Linked DNA regions of Homo sapiens: region 2 is linked to region 1. A link is an interaction called in ENCODE POLR2A ChIA-PET data of the cell type or tissue named here. Cell type or tissue: Panc1. All regions are shown on one strand.

Region 1 (5,000 bases):
ATCCTGGCTAACACCATGAAACCCCCATCTCTACTAAAAATACAAAAAATTAGCTGGGCATGGTGGTGGGCACCTGTAGTCCCAGTTACTTGGGAGGCTGAGGCAGGAGAATGGCGTGAACCCGGGAGGGGGAGCTTGCAGTGAGCCAAGATCGTGCCACTGCACTCTAGCCTGGATGACAGAGCGAAACTCTGTCTCAAAAAAAAAAAATTCCTCTGTAATTATAATTTGGTTGATTTATTCTTTTGGTACTATTAATTTCTGATGTATACATTTTGAATCTTTGAGTGCATACATATTTAAAATTTTTATATTTCCTGGTGGATTGAATCTTTTATCATTATGAAAAGTTCTTCATTATCTCTTATAATGCCTCTTATCTTAGTATAACTAAAACAACTATTTTTTCATACTCATACATTTAACCTGTGTCCTTATATTTAAATATGTCTCTTGTAAAAGGAATATAGTTAGAATTTTTTGTTTGTTTGTTTTGTTTTTCTTTGTTTTCCTCTAGTCTGAAAATCTTAGTCTTTTACTTGGAATATTTTATTCAGTTACATTTATTGTAATTATTGACATTGTTGGGTTTAAATGTTCCCTCTTTCTTTTTTTTCCTATTTAACCCACTTGTTTTGTTTTTTCTTCTCCTTTATTGTCCACTTTTGTATTAATCATTTGATTATTTTGTTTCAACTGTTATCTTGTTGTTCATCTTTAACTCTTCTTTAGTAACTACCCTAGAGATTACAATTCACGTTTTTGACTTATTATAAGCTAATATAGATTATTACTTTTAATACTTCCCAGATAATGCTAAGACCTAATAACTTTTAGATTCAGTTTATCCCTGCCCACTTTTAAACTTATTCTTTTTTGCCTTTTAATTCTTTATGTAGTTTAAACTCTGTAAAGACTCAGCATTATCATTATCATCACCTTATACAGACAATATTCAATTATTAATATATTTATCAAAAATTTTTATCTTTTCTCTTGCTTTTTGTAACATTGATATTTTTGTCTATGATCATTTTCTTTCTCTCTGAAGAACTCATGTATTTCTTGAACTGCTTGTCTATTGGCAACAAATTATCTAAGTGTCAGTTTTTGTATTCCTGGAACGTCTTTACATCACTAAATTTTTGAAGGACTTTGGGGATTACAGTTTTTGATCAGCAGTTATGATCTTTAAGCACTCTTAGCTCTGTCATACTATTGATTTTTGTTTTCCATTATTACTGTTGAGAAGTCATCAATTAATCAGTTCTGATGCTTTGAAAGTAAAGTTTCTCTCTGGCTGCTTTTAAAATTTTCTTTTTGTCTATGTGTTTTTTAAAGCAGTTTTATTCTAGTGTGCCAGGAATATTTATCCTTTTCTGTATTTTTCCTTTTAAGGCTTTCAGAGCTTAATGATTTGTGTTTGATGTCTTTCATCTTCTGGAATAGTCATTTTTATCTCTTCAAATATTGCTTTAGTTACATTCTCTCTTCCAGTTCCTTCTGAGACTTTAATTACATGTTTCTTGGACATTTTCACTATGTTTCACATGTATTATTTCATACTCTTTTCTGTATCTTACACTTTTTTTTTAGCTCTGTTCTTGAGTGTTGAATTGGCCTCACTTTGGGTTTCCTTATGCTTTTAATCTCACATATATAATATGTTGTTAAATCCATATGCTGAGTTTCCAATTTCCATTCTTGCCCTTTTTAGTATCTTAGTATATTTTTGTCCTTTTCTTCTATTTCATTGAACATATTAATCATAATTATTTCAAAGTCCTTGTCTGCTTAATCCCATCACCAAATCATATAGTGATCTTTCTTATCTACCGATTCTTGATTTTATGATCTTTTTCTTGGCATGTTAAGTAATTTTAAAAAGTGAATTCTGGACACTATACATTAAAAAATCATAGAGGTTCCAGATCACATAATCTTCTCCAGAGAAGTTTCATCTTTCCTTTCTGGGTAGATAGAATGAAGACTGATAACAAATACAACCAGGGACTAAGCTTTATTCACACAGGTGAAAACTCTATTTACCTCGCTAGAGTGTGGCTCTCTAAGGCTTCCGCATGGAAACCTGTACTGTACACTGGAGCTTCTCTTGGCTAGTTCTTAACTCTATTATTATTGTTGTCCTGAATCAGAAACGCAGACCTTTTCTGGGGCTTTGTTCTTAGTTTCTTATTTTTCCGTCTCATGCAGCTTCAGAATTCAGCACATATTGTGGGGGAAACTTTCTTGTGCCAACTCTAGTGCTTCACTCATTCCTTTCAATCAAACACTAGCCCTTCATATCTTTAGTTTTCTAGACCCAGTACTGCAAGACCACCAAAAACTCTGCTGGTGTCCTTCTTTCCCAGTAGCCCTCTGTCCAGGCAATTCTCAGATTTTAGAGTCCAAAACTGGCAAATTTACCCATGGTTAAAGTCAGCTGCAGATTCCAAGCTAGTCTCCCCACTGTTGTCTCTTCTCCAGAATCTTCACAATCTTGGGCTCTCTTCTTCCTGGTTGCTTCAGGAAGCAAACCACTGATGCACTGGAACAGATATTTTGTGTATCTCATTAGCTTTTTCTGTGTTTTCTCCATGGGTGCATTGGTGTATGCTAAGCTCCTCTATCATATCCTAAAATGGAAGTTGATTTTTCACATTAAACTTTGCAATTAAGCCATGTTTTATGACAGCCCAGTTTTCCACGTATTGCTGAGTAAGGTCAGTAACACTAGTAAATACTGAGTTACTGTCAGATACGTTATATGTAATTTAGAAGAATTCTAGAAGTGATGCTTAAAGAGAGATTATAATATTTTTAATGTTTGCAATTGTAACAAGGCCTTTCGAGAAAAGTCTGTGAAATTATAAACAAGGTAAGAAAATCTATGTTACAGGAAGGAGGTGCTACTCAACATACAGAAAACACATTATCTCTTTTCCTCCATGTGATACTTCCTAGGATTAGGGACAGGGAAACATCTGACCAGTTCCAGAAAGATAAGGAATTCTGCTGACTCATAGAGATAGCCATATTTCTAATGACCAGCATAGGAAAAGCAGTATGAGAATTTGCTGTCCTTAGAAAAGGAAAGCCAAGGAAATAAAAATCCCCTCTCAATGAACACCAAATTGGCAGTGAAGATAAGCTATGGGGATATAGATACCACATTAAATTTATGTGTAAGTGATAAAGTTATGATAAGCTGTTTTTAGTACACATAAACAGCAAGAGAAATACAGAGGAGATTTCCAATTTGCCATGAAGGTTATCTTTCTAAGTACAATGGAGTCCTGTGCCTCATATCACTGCTATTTTTTTTTTTTTTTTTTGAGGTGGAGTTTCGCTATTGTGGCCCAGGCTGGAGTGCAATGGCTCCATCTCAGCTCACTGCAACCTCCACCTCCCGGGTTCAAACAATTCTCCTGCCACAGCCTCCCAAGTAGCTGGGATTACAGACATGCACCACCACATCTGACTAATTTTGTATTTTTAGTCGAGACGGGGTTTCTCCATGTTGGTCATGCTGGTCTCAAACTCCCGACCTCAGGTGATCCACCGGCCTCAGCCTCCCAAAGTGCTGGGATTACAGGTGTGAGCCACTGCGCCCGGTCCATCGCTGCTATTCTTAATATTCCCAAACACACATGTATAAAGTGAAGGTACTGGCTGGGCACTGTGGCTCACGCCTGTAATCCCAGCACTTTGTGAGTCCAAGGCGCGTGGATCACCTGAGGTCAGGAGTTCAAGACCAGCCTGGCCAACATGGTAAAACATCGTCTCTACTAAAAACACAAAAATTAGCCGGGTGTGGTGACACATGACTGTAATTCCAGCTACTTGGGAGGCTGAGGCAGGAGAATCATCTGAACCTGGGAGGCAAAGCTTACAGTGAGCTGAGACTGTGCTGCTGCACTCCAACCTGGGCCACAGAGTGAGACTCTGTTTCAAAAAATAAGAATAAATAAATAAATAAAGTCAAGGCACTATAAGGCTCTAGGAGCAATCCTGGACCTGTTAGCAGAAAAGAAGGATTTGAGTTTGGTAAATCATCAACTTAATGTCCAGTCAGTGAATTCTAGTCCCGCTAACTTCTATGGACAGGCCCCATCACCCACTCCTGCTTGCTTCTCCTGAACACTGATCCTCCCTTAACATTTAGAAACCCTTACTAGTGACTTTTCTGGTCCTATCCTCCTCCTGCTCCACCACTGGTTTTGGTACTGTAGCCATACTAGACTACTTGCAATTCCACAAATATGCTCTGTATTTTTCATACCTGCAAGCCTTAGTCTATTTGATCTCTCTCTCTGGAATATATGATTCCGTTTTATCCAACCCCTCTGCTCTTCTCTTTCCTATCTCTCTGCCTATGGTAATCTTATTTTTTAATACTTTCTCCCATGCCTCTTTATTAAATATTTCCATTCCTAGCCAGATGTGACCTGTTCTTCCTTAAAATGTTATAACACTTTGCGTATGTCTCTCCTAGGACTTTTAGTGTAATCTGCCTTGAAGAAAAATTGTTTGTGTTCTTATGTTATCCTTCTTAGTAGATAGTCAGCTTTTTGAGGAAAAGAACTGTGAACTTTTTTTAACTCCACAGCTGGGCCCAACAGAATCTTGCAAACACTAGTCGGTTAATAAATACTTGGTCAGTTAAATATAGGTGACATATGGCTCCCCAAGGCAGTTCACAACATGGATATTTATTTTCTTCCAAGCCAGCTGGATTGGCGTCTGACTTGTCACGCTTCTTTAAAGGCTCACATAATTAGATAGGACCCAACCAGGATAATCTCTCTTTTGATTTTACAAAGTCAACTTATTATTAACCTAATTGTGATAGTGATATGCCATCATGTTTACAGGTTCCCCTGTGCTCAAGGGGAAGGACACGCAGATAACAGGGATCATCATAGAATTCTGCCTATCACCTCCTCCTCCCTTTTTTTGCATCTTTTTTTGTATATCTACTCACCCAAGTGGTTGTCAAA
Region 2 (5,000 bases), 360 kb after region 1:
CAAAGATTTCTTAGGATGTAGAAAGCAATCACTGTAAGAGAAAAGCTTTAAAGAATAGACTTCATTGAAAAAACCAAACTTGTGTTTATCAAAAGATACCACTAAGAAAACAAAAAACAAGCCACAGACTGAGAAAAATATTTGCTAAATGTATATTTGTCAAAGGAATATATAGCTAATTTATACAGCTCCATAACAAAAAGCGGAACAACCAGAAACTAAAAAGGAATAGGGAACAAATGATTTGAAAAGACACTTTGTAACACAGACACTGCACAACGGAAGATATTCAAATGATTAGTAAGCATGTGATCAGCGTCATTTGTCATCTGGGAAATGCAGGTTAAAATGAGAATGAGAAACCCACCATACTGTCTAAAATCAGATAGGATCTAGAGCAACTGGCATTCTTATACATTAGGTATACCACTTGAGGAAAAAGATCTGGCAGTTTCTTATGAAGTTAAATACACTTACCCAATGATTCAGCAGTTCTCCTAGATATTTGCCTAAGAGAAATGAAAATAAAAATCGACCAAAAAGATTCTTATGAGAAGTACATACATAATATATGTGCATAATATAGCTTCAATCATACTAGCCAGAAACTGGAATAGCCCAGCTTCCCATCAGTAAGAGAATGGATAAACAGACTGTGGTTATTCATAAAATGAAACACTGGCAAATTATCTGTGAGGGGAAAGGATGAGAAAAGTCGTTGCTTCTAGGGGATGGGACGGGAACTGACTGGGAAGGATTTTGAAGGAACAAACTTTGGGTAGTGGTAATGATTTGGGTTACAAGGTATATGCATTTGTAAAAAAACTTATGGAATGGTACACTTAAGATTGGTGCATTTCATTTTATATAAATTTTGCCTCAAGAAATAAAAAAGAGCTTTAAAAATCACAAGGAAGTACTTTTTTATGTCCATTAGATTGGCAAAAATGTTGGAGCATCCTGAACTTATCTTGCCCTGCTAGTGGTTATACAAATTGAATCAACCATATAATACATTTGCATTAACTAATAAGTTGTGCATATATCAACCAAGCAACTCCACTCTGAGGCATAGAAACTCTTGGTAATCTACATAGAGAAATACATAATATGTTCCAGAAAGCTGGGAACAACTCAGATATCCATCAATAAGAGAAGACACAAATTGTGCCACATTCAAACATATCATCATGGATAAGTCTCATGAACAGAATAAAACCAAGAAACTTAAGAATACTTCCAATATGATTCCAACCAATATAACTCCATCCAAAATCTTGCAAAATTAAGCAAGATATTAGGGATACATATGGTAACACTATAAAGGAAAGCAAAAACAACAACAACAAAAAAGGATAGCTGGAGAGAAGGCATGGGAAAAAGGATTGGAATTGGAATGGGAAAGGCCATAAAGGGGACTTCAAAGTTATAAGTAATGTATTCTCTAAACTGGCTAGTGGGAAAACAGGTGTTCATTTTACTATTTATAACTTGCACATTTGTTGAAAATACTATTTGGTATGTATTCAGCATTTAATTTCTTGAGAAATTAGAGGTACACTTAAATAATCTTTAAGGATACTTCTTAGCAATAATACGATATGCAAAATATGAGAAGTAGGCTTTCTGCTGTCACTAATTCAGTCATTCAAGTGTTTATCAAATGCCTATACAGCTTGATATGGATGTGACATTAGTGGCCTTATTTGGAGGCCACAGTTTTGGTGGCTGTATCTTAAAAGCGAATTAGAAGAACTACTGAAATCTAAAATGATTGGGATTTATATTGGTACAGTATAAATCTTCTGAGACTGTTTCTCAGAAGTTCCGCCATTATTGCTTCAAGAAGGGAAAGAAAATTATGGATTTTCACTTATGTGATGGGTAAATGAAACCATCAGAAAAGACAGAAGTAATTTTTTTGGCCTTTGGAATGAATCTCCTCCAACAGAATTCTTTTAAAATAGGATGGGCCAGATAACTGAGAGGGCCCGGCTTTGACCTCTTTCCACTAATGCTGGTTCAGCTGACTTCTCAAAGCACACTTTTATGAGTTGAACTGATTATTGACCCATCAATGAATTTACCTTAAAACCAGGTCATGGAGAATGACTCCCATAATATATTTTCTTGCAACTTCACTGTGATAAAAATTCTCAGGATGCTGTGGCTAATATCTAGATCTTAATGTTATGTTGAATCCTAAACATTTTCAAGATATTTATAGATTTTTTCATCTCTGCACTTCCTGAAAAATCTGTGAATATTTTTCATTAAATTAACTTGCCGAGAAAATTAAGGTTGGACACTGTGGCTTCCTATATAGTCCTACATTTGTAGCTTTAAATGTTAAGGGCTTACCCCAACCCTTTACTCTTTATAAGTATTCAAACATTCCTTTGGATAACAAATAATAAATTCATAGTGCTAGATATCCAGCAAGATGACAGTCTGGTTGCTTATATGAAGTACCTAAATATACACAATTGCAATTCCAAAGCCTTATTGCTTCATTTATCACAGGAAGTGCCAGAGTTCTGCAATATCTTGTAAGAAAAGCTACTCGACTTGCATGAATTCTCATAGGAATGACCATGAATATTATGCCAATTTCATCCTAAGTATTGAAGTTAAGGTTCTAAATGACATTTAATAGTATGATTTATTTTCTATCTTAAACTTCATAGGGCACAAAGCAAGATCCTATCCTTTCATATTGCTTTTTTATTTTTAAAGAGTCTGACTGATGATAAAAATCTAAGCTTAAAAACTGTCAAATGATTTATGATATTTCATTTATTTTTCAAAGGATTGGGGTGTCACCAGTAAGCCTATTAGAATTGTAGGTTTAAAGTTCCTTGATTTTAAAAAAGACCAGCTGCCTAAACAAGTTTTGAGCTTTGTAATTTAATTCTATGTGATTTTTTTTAATACTTCAAAGTACCAAAGTAGGCATTTCTTCTTAGGTCATAAATAGTTGTTTATGTCATTATGATTTCAAACTTTCAAGTACATTTTAAGATCTACTTTTTAAAAATATTGATTTTTTTTTATTGTGTTCATTACAACCTCAAGACATTTCTTTCTGTCTACCTAAATCTCCCTTTCTTCATGGGCTGACAGCAACAAAGGTAGAACATGAAGAAACTGGAGGAAGCCTCCTTTTAAAAAATTGGAATTCTGTAGTCGAGTATATATAATCCAGTGTCTTTGAGAAATGCTGTGAAACCACTTTAAAGCTGTTTTTTAATGACACTTTTAAGTTTGGGATAATTGTAAATTTGCATGCAGTTACAAGAGATAATATATGTTCCATGCACCGCTTACACAATCCCCCCAGTGGTAACATCCAGGATATTAACACTGATGCATTCTAGATCTTATTCAGATTTTCCTAGTTTTTCTCGAACTCATTTGTGTGTGTATTTATTTAGTTCTATCTAATTTTTATCACATGTGTAGCTTCTTGTATCTACTACAGTCAAGATGAACATTTCCATCACAAAGATTCCATCATGTTGGCCTTTTATAATCACACTCATCTACCTTCCCACTTCCCACCCCTGTCCCTAACCCCTGGCAACCACTAATCTGCCCCCTGTTGCCATAATTTTTCCATTTTAAAAATGTTATTTAAATGGATCCTTAGATTTAACTTTTTTGATTTAACTTTTTTAATTTAACTTTTTCATTCTCTTGAGATTGTCTCGAAATTAATATTATTTCCTTGAGATTCATCCAACTTGTGTTTATTAATAACTTGTTCATTTCGATTACTAAGTGGTATTCCATTAAAATCAATTTTGATTTTTAGTTTATACGCACACATAAAATGTGAAGCAATAATGCAAAATATCAGTTTAAAACGTGTTTAGGACATTGTTGAAATTAACCTATTAAAATTACATATTTTTTGTCATTTTAGTCATTTGGATTGGATTTGTCTATGGCTTAATATGCTAAGACTGGATGAATCATCACCTGTATACCGAACATATAGTTCCAGTGGGAACATTCTATTCCCTAACTCATTTTAATAAAAACTGTGAGGTTGGAGATACAAGAGAAGTTCCTTGTTCTTATTCCAGAAGATTTGCTATTTAGTTTTTTCTTTCCTTTTACAGCCTGTGATTACCCACGTAATTCTCTTCATATAACCTATTGTTACCTAAGTAATTCTTCTTCCCCTTGTGCCTGTGCTTGCTTTTCCAACTAAATGATTAAGTGTCTTAATTTCTAGGCTGACTAAGATACTTCTTTCCTCCTTCCTCCCTAAATTCACTTACTCTTTCTCTAACCTGAAAGAAAGGGGTAAGATGATGAGTACCAAGAATAAAAGTATTTGGCTTCATCTGGGAGGCCAGAGAAGGCTTCCCTAAGGAGGATACATTTAAGCAAAAATCTGATGGATGAATAAGAGTCAACTAGGAGAAGAGGAGGAAGAAATAGCATTTTAAACAGAGAAAAGAAAGGGCATGGGCAAAGACCCTGTGGTGGGAAGGAGCAAAGCAAGCAGGAAGAATTGGAATCAAGCCAAGTGGAGAATGGGCTGAGAGAACCAAGGGAATATATGGTATGAAATTGGACTGGAGAGGGAGGCAGAGTTCAGACCTTATAGAGCTTTTTAGGTCATATTTAATAAAGATCAGTGCTTATTCTAAGACCAATGAGAAACAAATAAAGGGTTTTAAGCATGAAGTTGACTTGTCCAGATTTGCAATCTGTAAAGATCCTTTTGGCTGCAGCGTGGATGGTGCTTTGGGGTAAAGGGTGGAAGTGTCTCGACTGGTTACAGGCCATTTTAGTGGGGTACACTGGAGAGGATGGACCTTGGGGTAAAGTTATAGTGGTGCAGTTATAGAAAAGATAACAGATTTAATCCTTAAATCCCAACAGATATGTTGTATTAGAAATGGGAGAGGAAAGAGAACTGTATTAAAAATAACTACTAGATTTCTGATTACAGCATTTAGACAGCGAGGGAATTCCAGCAGCAGATC

What was found. ChIA-PET counts read pairs that join two places held together with the same protein. Peaks named below come from ENCODE experiments on the same cell type or tissue, not always from the same donor. Only the 100,000 strongest peaks of a DNase experiment are listed, where the experiment ranks them.
Region 2: POLR2A ChIA-PET joins it to region 1 with 7 read pairs; 2 of 35 experiments call an interaction of 5 or more read pairs at or near these places.

The regions. Positions count from the first base shown.
Region 1 is chr10:31,276,764-31,281,763 of GRCh38, reverse strand. No RefSeq gene overlaps it. Among named protein-coding and RNA genes, the nearest start is that of ZEB1-AS1, 40 kb to the left of the region's middle. In Panc1, no CTCF peak of the experiment used is centred here; no DNase peak of the experiment used is centred here.
Region 2 is chr10:30,912,875-30,917,874 of GRCh38, reverse strand. The region is part of intron 3 of ZNF438 (zinc finger protein 438); the gene reads left to right. Among named protein-coding and RNA genes, the nearest start is that of ZNF438, 120 kb to the left of the region's middle. In Panc1, no CTCF peak of the experiment used is centred here; a DNase peak (open chromatin) is centred at 2,520.